Regions from separate parts of the Homo sapiens genome. Here region 2 is linked to region 1. A link is an interaction called in ENCODE POLR2A ChIA-PET data of the cell type or tissue named here. Cell type or tissue: CD4-positive, alpha-beta T cell. All regions are shown on one strand. Links, peaks and the distances in the headings refer to the core of each region. The heading gives the core; the rest is flanking DNA.

Region 1 (7,601 bases), core at 1,358-6,357:
CTTGGCCACCCAAAGTGCTGCGATTACAGGCATGAACCTCCACACGTGGCCAAGTATTTTTTGCATAAAGTTTAAAACGGATAAAAAATGTATCTGCAACCATAAAGTCTAAGGGTTTTAGCTACCTTCTTTCATTACTTCTGTAGAACATCCAGATGATTTTACTTACTCTTGATAAACTTGGTTGTTTTGGAATTCTGAAGTCTCTGGAATAGCAGAATGAAGATTTGTTTCCTATATTGGTCAACTGATTCACTAAAGAATTAAAAAAAATCAACAATATAAATTTAGGACTTTTCTGAGCACCTAACAAAATTTCTAAATAAATGCACAAAGTTCTAGTCATACTCACGGAGGCATGTGCTCTATTATACTGTTTAGAAGATAAAAACCTTGGTGGTCATTTGCTTTGGATGCAATCAGCTTCTGAAAGACACCTAGTAACCCAGGCTGTTAAGAAATGAGATCCAACAGAAAATGGTTAACAGGAATAATTATTCGAAAAGTTAAACATGATATATGTCTTAAAACAGAGTTCATACTGTAATAATCTATCCTTTTCTCTTTAATTATTTCTGAAACATATGGGGAACAATTCCTCCCGCGTAGCCATTAAAGTAATTTTTTTTTTCTTTGAGACGGAGTTTCACTCTTGTTGCCCAGGCTAGAGTGCAATGGGGCGATCTTGGCTCACTGCAACCTCTGCTTCCCAGGTTCAAGCGATTCTCCTGCCTCAGCCTTCTGAGTAGCTGGGATTACAGGCACGTGCCACCACACCCACCTAATTTTTATTTTTAGTAGAGACGGGGTTTCGCCATGTTGGCCAGGCTGGTCTTGAACTCCTGACCTCAGGTGATCTGCCCACCTCGGCCTCCCAAAGTGCTGAGATTACAGGTGTGAGCCACCACGCCCGACCAAAGTTAAGTTCTTAAAATCAACCTGTTTGGCTCTGTTTTTAAAATTTTCCATCATGGATATAAATAACTAAAGGATACAGAATTCTGATAAAACATACCATAACATTTTCTACTAATTATTTCCGTTATTATTATTATTATTTTTTTTAAGAGACAGGGTCTAGCTCTGTTGCCCAGGATGGAGTGCAATGGTGAGATCATGGCTCACTGCAGCCTTAAACTCCTGGGCTCAAGCGACCCTCTCACCTTAGCCTCCCAAGTAGATGGGACCACAGGCATGCTCCACTGTGTCCAACTAATTAAAAAGCTTTTTTTTCCTTTGTAGAGATAGATCTCACCACGTTGCCTAGGCTGGTCTTAAACTCCTCGGCTCAAGGGATCCTCCCACTAGAGGCTCCCAAAGTGGTGGGCTTGAGCCACTGCCCCCAGCCTTAAATTTATTTTAAATAAAAAAATTTCAAACATCTGCCATCCCCAGTTTCTCCAAGCTACTTTATAAAATTACAGTTATATCAAAACCTGACGCACAATTTTGTCAGCTGCAGCACTTGCTATTGTGTTTGAACCGCGTTCTAAGAATGCTTGAAGAAGCCTCACTAGAGCAGGAATATTTCCTGTTCTTTCCCAAAGCACTGGCTGAAGGAGATGAGGAAATAAGGCCATATAGGAAGACGGGATGTCATTTTTGTGTGTTTCCAGAAGCAAAGACATCACTTGAAAGACGTATGGAATAAATTCTGTTGATAAAAGTAAAAACAGAGCTGTGAGCTTCAGAAGGAATGACTGACACAAAAGGCCCACATCGCTTAGGTGGGCTGCATTTTATAGCCATGTTAATTTTATTCCATTACAAAGAAAATAATTTCCGTTAACTTACCTTGCACATCATTTTGTAAGATTTCAGTAAACACCAAAAACAAAGCCTCCTCAAAATTTACAACAGCAGCAGGGTTAGCTTTGCAAGTTATTCTTATGGATAAACATATTGCTTCAAACATGTAGTGATTAAAGTGAGGTTTGCTTGGGTTCTGAAATTAAAAAAAAAAAACCTAATTATGCTAATAATCCACACCTAACCTTTATAAAACACATTTAAAATAGAGGCCATCTTATTTTTTAAAAATCAAAATTAAGAAAAAAACACCAATTATACCCTAGTGCTTGTTCATTTGAATTTTTTTTTAAATGGCCCAAAGTCCACCATGAAAAAAATACTTCAGAGTTACAGAGTTGCTTATACAAACCTCAGATCCCAGAGCTGTAACTTGTCTTAAGCCCACGTGCCCTCGCAGAGAAGAAATACTAAGTCCTAGTAATGCCACTAGCCTTAACTTCTGTGGGCCTCAATGTCTATGTCTACTTACTGATAATCCCCCAAATGAGTAGTTTTTTATGTTCTTTTTAAGCAACAAAACCCCATTTTTCTTTAAACAAGTTCTTGGAAGGCTACTAGCATACAAATCTAACTCAATCAGAACATGAGATGGTAATACATATGGGAGGCGGAGACTTGGGTTCCCTCCCCGCTCCATCCCTCAAGGCCCTAAGTAGTCCAAAGACCCTTAGCCCTAACTCAGTTGAATAATAATCACTCTGTTCTCCAAAATCCCTCCAACACTTCCTATGAATTGATCTAATTCTCATAAGATCAAGAATAGCATCTAAAAAGGAATTCTGTCAGCCTTAAACGGATTTATTTTCTAAAATTTAGTGTTAATAAACATGAATCTAAGTATCTGTAAAATTTTGATCAGAGTGAACTTTCCTTTTGAGAAATAAGAGTAAGGAAGAAAAGACAACACAAAGGATTTTAATCATCATTTCATAGAAGTCCAGACAGCCTCTTTTATATCCATTTAGTGCAAAGCCTACTTAACTCCATTTAAGGTAATTTTGGATCATCTGCACTTTCTTTTTCTACAATAAACATGTTACTTTTGTAATGAGAATGAAAATGTATTCAAGCTTCTAGCACACACTTAAAGGTGACTGCTATTACGTCTCCAATCTAACAGCATGCCCACACTTTCAGAAAAGTCCATTAGTGGCTGGTCAGGAAGAATTCACAGACCTTCTCTAAAGCTTCACGTAATGCCAAAGAGTTCTGAGGCCCAAACAGTTTGGAGCAAATAAAAAAGGAACCCCACTTTCAAAATTGGCTCTATTACCTTACTAACAGCTAATAGCTTCTGTGTAAGCTGAGTGATGAGAGTAGGGATGTAGGGGATTATGGCTTCTTGTAGGAGAGAAAAACTTCTCATGATAGCTGTAAAATACAAAAACAGCAAAAACAAATAGAGTTTAGTTAAACTTCAGAATAAGAGAGCGACTGGGGGGAAAAAAGCGCACTAATTCATCAACTAAATTTTAAGATGCTTAGACAACCCCGAGATAGCTCTCTACATTTAAAAATAATCTAAATTTCCCTTCCTTTTAAAATTAGGACGGGTTGGCAACAAAATTTAGCTGGGAAATACTGAGTATTTCTAGAAGGCTCAAGGTTTAAAAAATAATTAAAGAGGTTGACTAAGAGGAAGAAACAGTGAGCTGACATGAATGGAGCAGGTGAGTCTGAGAGAGAACTGTTTGGGGTCTCTTTCTCTTAGAAATCAGTAGCAGAGGCCATGCTTGGTGGCTCACACCTGTAACCCCAGCACTTTGGGAGGCCGAGGCTGGCGGATCACTTGAGGCTAGAGTCTGAGACCAACCTGGCTAACATGGCAAAACCCATCTCCATTAAAAATAGCAAAATTAGCCAGGTATGTGGTGCACGTCTGTAGTCCCAGCTACTCGGGAGGCTGAGGCTTGAGAATCGCTTGAACCTGGGAAGTGGAGGTTGCAGTGAGCCAAGATCATGCCACTGCACTCCAGCCTGGGAGACAGAGCGAGACTCCCTCTCTCTCTCAAAAAAAAAAAAAAAAAAGAAAAAGAAAAAGAAACCAGCATCAGAAAATGTTTAGCCCTAGCCTAAAGGAAACATGATCACAAACTACAGGAAACTGAAGAGAAAACTGCCTATCCACCTCCCTCAAAAAAAGAGATTAGGAGCCTAAAAAAATTCTAAAAATACATGTAAAGCCACAGAGTCCAAATTGCAAAAATATTGCTCAAAAGACCATAAATGGGTTAAAAATAGGAAGCATGGGAGAAAAATAAATTTGTCAGCTAAAAATGTATAAAAGCTCTCTTTCCACAAATAACATTTCTAAAATAAATGTTTACTAAGCAGAGCCCCAAATACATGCCAAGCATAAAGGACAGAAAGCTATCTGCTCTTGCCTCCTGAACTCTGCACATCATGTTTCCTCCTCTACTGGAGTCAAAGACTCATCCACCCTTCAACAGATTGCTACCTATCCCTCACACCTAACGTTCGGTTAGGTCATATCTCAGCTTAGAGATCACTTCCTAGAGAAAATCCTTCCCTGACCTGGGTTAAAAGGGCTAGAGGATAAATTGGTGCTCCTCCACTAGGCTGGCGCAGAATTATTTCATTCACTCATACAACCGTACAGAGAAGGTATTACATACTGTGTATTCTTACATACCCTAAAAACACAGTAATGAAGATTACAGACTAGTTAGCCGCTCTCATAGAAATGGACATTAAGGCTGGGCGCAGTGGCTCACACCTGTAATCCCAGCACTTTGGGAGGCTGAGGCGGGTGGATCACCTGAGGTCGGGAGTTCAAGACCAGCCTGACCAACATGCAGAAACCCTGTCTCTACTAAAAATACAAAATTAGCTGGGCATGGTAGCACACGCCTGTAATCCTAGCTACTCGGGAGGCTGAGGCAGGCGAATCGCTTGAACCCAGGAGAGTGAGGCTGCAGTGAGCTGAGATTGTGCCATTGCACTCCAGCCTGGGCAACAAGAGTGAAACTCCATCTCAAAAAAAAAAAAAAAAAAAAAAAGGACATTAAACAACAATAATTACACAATTATACATCATTGTTGGGGGAAGGATAGTGTTGGAAACATACACCCAGATACACACATCCACTCTAGGATTTCTGATCCAGACTGAAAAGATCAGGGAGTTTCTCTGAAAAGTGCTTCCTACAACCCAATGTGCTAGGCTTTTGGGATGCAACAGTGAAAAACACTGAGACTATCTCTAAATTCAGAGCTGGCACCAGGACACTCAACTAATGTAGTGCCTGGTGGATGGATACACCAGCCTGTGGATGGATACAGCTGCCTGTGTCCTTGGCAGTACGTAAGAAGACACGATTTGTGCAGAGTCTACCACAGGCACCCACATTTCACCCCTACCTAGGTGAGCATGCAGTTAATAAACGTTGCATGATCTCTTCTTTGCCTTAAAGAAACTCAATCTAGGGAAGGAAAAAAGGGCTTTGCTACATTTTCTGTAATGAGAAGTTCCATATCAAATTAAGATTACTGTTGGCCAGGTGCAGTGGCCTCTAATCCCAGCACTTTGGGAGGCTGAGGCGGGCAGATATTTGAGGTCAGGAGTTTGAGACCAGCCTGGCCAATATGGCAAAACCCTGTCTCTACTAAAAATACAAAAATTAACCGGGCATGGTGGAGTGCACCTGTAATCCCAGTTACTCGGGAGGCTGAGGCAGGAGAATCGCTTGAACCCAGGAGGGAGAGGTGGCAGTGAGCTGAGATCAAGCCACTGCACTTCAGCCTGGGCAACAGAGCAAGGCTCCATCTCAAAAAAAAAAAAAAAAAAAAAAAAAAATTATTGTTAGTAGTAAACAAGATAATGTTTTTCATTTTGAAATATCTAAACTAACTTACTACTTGGTAAACATTATCTGGTTCATAGACTGTATAACCTGAAGTATAACTCAGAGTGCTCACCCTTACAATCTGAGATTGGATACCTGTAGTCTGCACACCAGGGAAACAGCCTACCTTTCATAATATATTCATTTTCTGAAGAGCCAGGAAGTGTGAGAGCTTTGAAAAGGTTTGTTAGCAGAATCTCAACAAACGGTGCGATTTCTGCAGCTGTAAAGCTATAGATGAAAAAACAGCTTTCAGTCACTACCAACTCTTGAGCTTGTCACTGCAGATTACCCTTGGCAACCACTATGTCACCCTTCTCAGCATAAAACTGAGCCATCTCCCACCACTGACAATTGATAGACAGTTTAGGAAAATAATTTTTTTACATGTGCTCATGTTAGGCTCCTAAGAAGGCACATCGAGAACCAAACACAACTGAACCAAAAAGCCAGCTAAACCCAACAACATCTGAAGTTGAAACAGTTGTCCCTGGTTTATATCTATTACCACTGAGAAAGAACTCAGAATCTCAGGGGACTCTGTCATTTATTTTGTTTTTGGAGGTGGAGCCAAGATTCAGAACTGTTTTCTGCATAAATTCTGGGCCTGAAGATAGGTACTGGCTTGACTCACCTCAAAGGATGTCCTTTCTACCCTTAATTGGCCACTGAGAGTATCTGTACTTCAAGTTCTTGATGAAGGAAAGAACCTAGAACTGTTTTCCATCTCTTACCCAAAGCTCATTTCAAGAAATAATACTGTTGAATAGTGGCCTGAAAGACATGCAGACCATCCATTCCTCTACATTTCATCCTGGTTCAGGCCAGAAGACCTATTTTCTTGGTCCCCAGTGAATTACTTTCATTCGGTTAGGTCATATCTCAGAAATAAGTGACCTTACGCAAATAGCCACATGAAAATAACTGTTACATGATTGTTGCTGAGAACACTACTACTACTATTGTACAGTATTCTCTGCTTTAACTTTTATCTCATAGACCCTGTGAAAATTTTAACTTCCCAAGTTTCCCTCTTTGCCCTGGCTGCTAAGAGACTCCAAATAAAATTTGGAGTTTCTTGGACTACTATATAGGATCCTTTGACACACATTTCTGTTTATTAACTTTATCTCAGTTACTTTCCTTGGCTCCAGTTTATTAAATTGTATTGTCATAATGCACCTATTTTAGTAAGCAGCCTCAAATGCTTTTAGAATGAAACAGAGTATAAAGGAATAGAAAGCAGACATTTGTTTTCCCACTAGTGAAATTATGAAAACATTCAGATATCTTTGACCAGCACAGTACAGCCCCTACCCCAGGCTAAAAAACTTTAGAATAAAATACTCACAGAGTGGCATTGTTAGGCCCTCGCATAGTAAAGAGCCGTTCAAGAGCATGAGCTGCGTAAGTATGAACAACAATACTTTCAGCTTGAAGATGATTAATCAAGAGAGGAATCGAGACTAAAAGATGTTCTTTTGGCACCTAAAAAACACAATAATATACATGCTCTAAATGCAATGATTCCATATTTGAGTAAAAGACAATTGGAAGAGAAGGACCTGTTGATTTAAAGAACAATTTGCTATTTTTAAGCTCTGTTATAATAGGAGATGCTGCTGCCCAGAAACCAAAACTTTCACTTGCACATAATGGTTCAATTTCCACTTTCTAAATTCTCCTTTTCAGAGCACAAAACTATGAGGATAACATCTTGCAGATAAATCAACATACCATAAAATAATAATATCACAGAGAAGGAGACTAAGATTTCACCAAACTTAAGAATCATCACTAGCAGATATTTCTTGAAAAAGTTATTTAACCTTTTTGTGTCTCATTTTTTGTTCTCTTCCCACCCCCAAAAAGCAACAAATACGAGAACAATCTTCATTAAAAACCTCTAAATTTGAAACATTC
Region 2 (5,000 bases), core at 1-5,000, 580 kb before region 1:
AAAAGACAACCCAGATGACCTGTAATTCTGCCACACAGAGATAAAAAACACTGAACATCTTGATAAGTGATTTCTAAAACTGTTCTAGGCTTATATTTTCCTTTGTGTCTTTAACACAAATGTGATATACTGTATGTAGTATATATACAATGTATATACCGTCTTGAATCAATAGCTTCATCTCTGCTTTTATTACTGCTCCTAGCGTAAATTATTTAGCACAAATGCAGACATAATCTCAGAAAATTATTATTTTTTGAGACAGAGTCTCACTCTGTCACTCAGGCTGGAGTGTAGTGGCATGATTTCAACTCACCACAACCTCTGCTTCCCAAGTTCAAGTGATCCACCTCAGCCTCCTGAGTAGCTGGGGTTACAGGCATGCACCACCACACCCGGTTAATTTTTGTATTTTTTGTAGAGATGGGGTTTCGCCATGTTGACCAGGCTGATCTTGAACTCCTGACCTCAGGTGATCCGCCCACCTTGGCCTCCCAAAGTGCTGGGATTATAGGCATGAGCCACCGTGCCTGGCCTGCACGGTATGATTTTTAAATAGTGAGTACTTCTAAAACAATAATCATTATTTCAGTGATAGCTGAGTTAGTCATGGTCTGATTTTGCCATAATTTTTTTTCCAGACCCTTTTGGTGCATAGATAGGTTGGAGTTTTGCTTTTATAAGTAGCACTGAGATAAACAGTATTGAACACATTTGTTATTTATCCAATTATTTCTTTAGGATGAATACCTGAAAGTAGGAACTACTGGGTTAGAGTATGAACATTTCACTTTGATCTGTATTGCCAACCTCTCTAGAGGTTATATCAATTTGTTTCCATCAACAAGGTGTGGGATACCTGTTCCACCAAAGCCTCTGAATGTTGGTGAGGCTTTGGTAGAACAGGTATCAGTCTTTTGACTCATTTAGACAAGCAGTTTGTAGTGTCAACTTAAAATTTTACGTTACATGTTTGCAAAGGGTTAGAAGAAACTTAGTTGTAGGCAGATAGCAGTTCAGTGTTGAAGAAATTCAACTTTTTGCTATAGAATTGCATTCTTTTAAACCCTCACTCAGTCAGACACCATGATGCATGCCTGTAGTCCCAGCTGCTTGGGAGCTAAGGCATGAAGATCTCTTGAGCTCAGGAATTTGAGACCAGCCTGGGCAACATAGTAAGACCCTGTCTCAAAAAAATAAATCATTACTGTTGTAAAGAACATTGGTAAAACAGAAGGAAAAAAGGTCATCTCACATCACTGTTACTCCCTAACAGCAAAGCAGGTTGGTAAATTTGCCTCAAGTCTGTTTTAGCCTGATACATGTTCTTATTCCTTAGCAATAGTTGTCAAGATATAGCAGAACTTTTTTCATGTTGTTAAAAATGTGATAGTCTATGCTAAATATTATACATAAGGTGTATGGTGATAAGGTTGCATAGTTTTCACTTTTAAAGATGTGTAAGATTCCGTCAAGTTTTGTGTCACAGTTTATGTGCTGTTGTTTTAGTAAGTGAAAGCAAGTTTATTAGAGAAGAAAAGAAACTGGCTACTCCACAGGCAGAGCAGCACTGAGAGCTGCTGGTTGTTGATTTTGAGTTGTTTCCCAAGATTTTGCTTTTAGAAATAATGTAAGTAAAAACTTTGTGCATAGAATAGCCTCATATTTAGGATACTTTGCTAGCTCAGAAGGTATGAGCATTTTTATGGCTATTGTTGAATTTGCAAATAGTTTTCCCAAAGGGTTTATACCAGTCTGCACGAACACCAGCACAGTTGGTGAAGTATCAGTTTCACTATGACCTTTTCTGGCTTATAGCCTTTTTTTTTGTGGTTGCAGAAAAACCAGTATACTTCTACCTTAAAAAAGCAAGGCAACTCCTCCGGCTATCACAGCATCTGTGTGCCAAGCTATAATTCTTTTTTTTTTTTTTTTTGAGGTGGAGTTTCGCTCTTGTTGCCCAGGCTGGAGTGCAATGGCGCGATCTTAGCTCACTGCAACATCCGCCTCCCAGGTTCAAGTGATTCTCCTTTCTCAGCCTCCCGAGTAACTGGGATTACAGGCATGCACCACCATGCTCGGCTGATTTTGTATTTTTAGTAGAGACGGTGTTTCTCCATGTTGGTCAGGTTGGTTGCGAACTCCTGACCTCAGGTGATCCACCTGCCTCAGCCTCCCAAAGTGCTGGGATTACAGGTGTGAGCAACCACGCCCAGCCTATGTAATTCTTTAATAAATAGCTAAATGCCTACTATTTATCAGAAGTTGATGAAGAAAAGAATAAGACTGTCTGTACTCTTAAGGAGCTTACAGTCTATTGGAAGAGAGAGACATGCTCAAATTTGTAGAGGTCATGGATAGAAGTTGGTGTATCAGTTGAGAAAGAGCCCAAAGATAGGTGTAGGCAGTTCTAATCTTGGGGGTGGGATGATACCAGGAAAAGCTAGGAAAGGGACATTAAAGCTTAGTATTGGCTGGGCATGATGGCTCTCACATGTAATCCCAGCAGTTTGGGAGGCTGAGGCAGGAGGATTGCTTGAGCCCAGGAGTTTGAGACCAGCCTGGGCAACAAAGTGAGATTCTACCTCTACAAAAATAAAAAAATTCACCAGATGTGGTGGTGTACGCCTGTGGTCCCAGCTACACAGGAGGCTGAGGCAGGAGGATTGCTTGAGCCAAGGAAGTTGAGGTTGCAGTGAGCTGTGTTTGTGCCACTGCAATCCAGCCTGGGTGACAGGACGAGACACTGTCTAAAAAAAAAGCTTAGTATGAGCGGGTGTCACAAAAGCACGTTCATACAGAGGAGGTGTCAGTGGGGGTGGGAGGCTGGAACCACAAGGCAATTCAGGGACAGGGATTGGTCGGTGGAGTGGGGGCGGTGACGGACAGAGATTAGGACGAGGGGGTGCGGAGGTGAGGGGAGCAGAGCCTTTGTTCTGGTTTCAGTTCCACAGAGGAGTGTGGCAGTGCTGGTCTTGTGCCTCTAGCACATTCCCATCAGCAACATCCGTCATACCCTGACGCCCCCCCCACCCCCACCCATTCTCCGCAGGGTTGTTTTGATAAGTGTACGTGTTCAGTTTCAATGGAACCAGCAAGGTAATTTACAGTTTTCTCCCACCCAAGCTTATACTGAGGTTATGTGGCTGTGCATGTGGATATTGGTACTTCTGAGGGTTGATAACTGGTCATGCTATTAAGAATTTTGGGGGAAGCAAAGCTGAAGCTTAGATCAGTAAAGTACTTACCATAGGCTACCCAGCCATCTAGTATCTGTTTAGACAGCATTTTCATGTCTAATCTTATGTACAGTTTAATAATTTAACAGATGGTAGACTAATAGGTCAGTGGAAATGTTTATAGGGTACTTCATAGCTGTTAATTTTTACCACTTGGATTTTTTTAATAGCTAGGAATAGTAATTAGGGTGAAAAATGAAACCTACGAATGACTTTGTGATTTTTCTGCCTCAAATGAGAAGGATTAGGAAAGCAAAAGTTTCCTCAAATCAATTTTTCCCCCAAAATATTTTTTTGTATTATTTACTTTGTTAATGTGTGTATGTGTCCCCCCTCCTCCCAGTTCTCTTTAAACACTTTTTGTATGAAAATTGTCACACGGTTGCTCCAAAATATTTAAATAGATAAGACAATGGGTGTAAATTTTGCTGCCAAAAATTCCTTGTATCTTAAAAAAGCTGTATTTTCTCTCTTAAATGTATGTTAATGTATGTAATGCATAGTATGAGTATCCAGCATTTTAAGCAGATTTAAAATGGAAAAATTCATGATTCACATTAGAGCTTCAAACTTATAAAATTTGGGGGATGCATTATAGCGTGAGTATTGGCACCCACTCCTGAAGTGGAATATTGGAAGCCTGAAATATATGACATGTTGACAGTAAAGATCCAGGTAATATTGGCCATGCGGGGTGGCTCACACCTATAATCCCAGCACTTTGGGAGGCCAAAGTGTGAGGACTGCTTGAGCCAGGGAGGTTAAGACTGCAGTGAGCCATGATCGTGCCACTGCACTCCAGCCTGAGTGACAGAGCAAGATCCTGTCAAAAACAACAACAGGCCGGGCGCGGTGGCTCACACCTGTAATCCCAGCACTTTGGGAGGCCAAGGCGGGTGGATCACAAGGTCAGGAGATCGAGACCATCCTGGCTGACACAGTGAAACCCCGTCTCTACTAAAAATACAAAAAAAATTAGCCGGGCGAGGTGGCAGGCACCTGTAGTCCCAGCTACTCGGGAGGCTGAGGCAGGAGAATGGCGTGAACCCCTGGGGGGCGCAGCCTGCAGTGAGCTGAGATCGCGCCACTGCACTCCAGCCTGGGTGACAGCGAGAGTCCGTCTCAAAAAAAACAACAACAACACAAGCCAAAAAAAAAAAAACACTTCAAAAAGATCCAAGTAAAAGGAATCAAACAAAGTGTGGGCAGCATAGTAGCTGTGGATTCAGGGGATTGAGCATCTGAGAGGCAGTAGAGCATGTTTGTTAAAAATCTGGACTCTGGAGACAAAGCCTGCTGTGAAATCTTGGCTCCACATGGTCAGATTGCGTATTCAGACCTGAGTTTTTTTCATCTCTAAATTGATGGTAACAACCTGCCTCTCAGTTATTGTGAGGATGAAATGAGATAAAACACAGGCATTTGGAAAGGTGCTGGCACATAAGGACTCAATAAATGCATTATTAGTTGTATAGGAATCCATCTCTTTATAAGCAGAATAAGCAGATTCTTTCTTTACCTGTTGTGCAGAGCAGTGAACACTGATCATCTGCTTGTTTGGGGGTAAGGTTGAATTATTTTTCAGGTTGTGCTTTTTCCACAAAATATTGGTCTAAAAAGATAATGCAGGTTTTGCAGATACTCTAGCATGGCAGAAATCAAACTTCAACATTCCTTTGGCACATTTTGTTTTTCCTTAATTTTTATTGTGTCTTATCTGTGTATTTTGTATATGGGGGAAGGAGAGAGCACTAGCAAGCA

The links. Peaks named below come from ENCODE experiments on the same cell type or tissue, not always from the same donor. Only the 100,000 strongest peaks of a DNase experiment are listed, where the experiment ranks them.
Region 2: POLR2A ChIA-PET joins it to region 1 with 5 read pairs; 2 of 35 experiments call an interaction of 5 or more read pairs at or near these places.

Annotation. Positions count from the first base shown.
Region 1 is chr20:49,083,591-49,091,191 of GRCh38, reverse strand. CSE1L (chromosome segregation 1 like) reads right to left here. Exons shown (of 25, transcript NM_001316.4): 15 at 7,030-7,166; 16 at 5,806-5,909; 17 at 3,086-3,183; 18 at 1,795-1,945; 19 at 1,446-1,654; 20 at 353-450; 21 at 170-255. Among named protein-coding and RNA genes, the nearest start is that of CSE1L, 41 kb to the right of the region's middle. In CD4-positive, alpha-beta T cell, for the core only: no CTCF peak of the experiment used is centred there; no DNase peak of the experiment used is centred there.
Region 2 is chr20:49,666,633-49,671,632 of GRCh38, reverse strand. The region is part of intron 1 of B4GALT5 (beta-1,4-galactosyltransferase 5); the gene reads left to right. Among named protein-coding and RNA genes, the nearest start is that of B4GALT5, 45 kb to the left of the region's middle. In CD4-positive, alpha-beta T cell, for the core only: no CTCF peak of the experiment used is centred there; DNase peaks (open chromatin) are centred at 1,842 and 2,852; H3K4me3 peaks cover 1,736 bases; H3K27ac peaks cover 1,216 bases.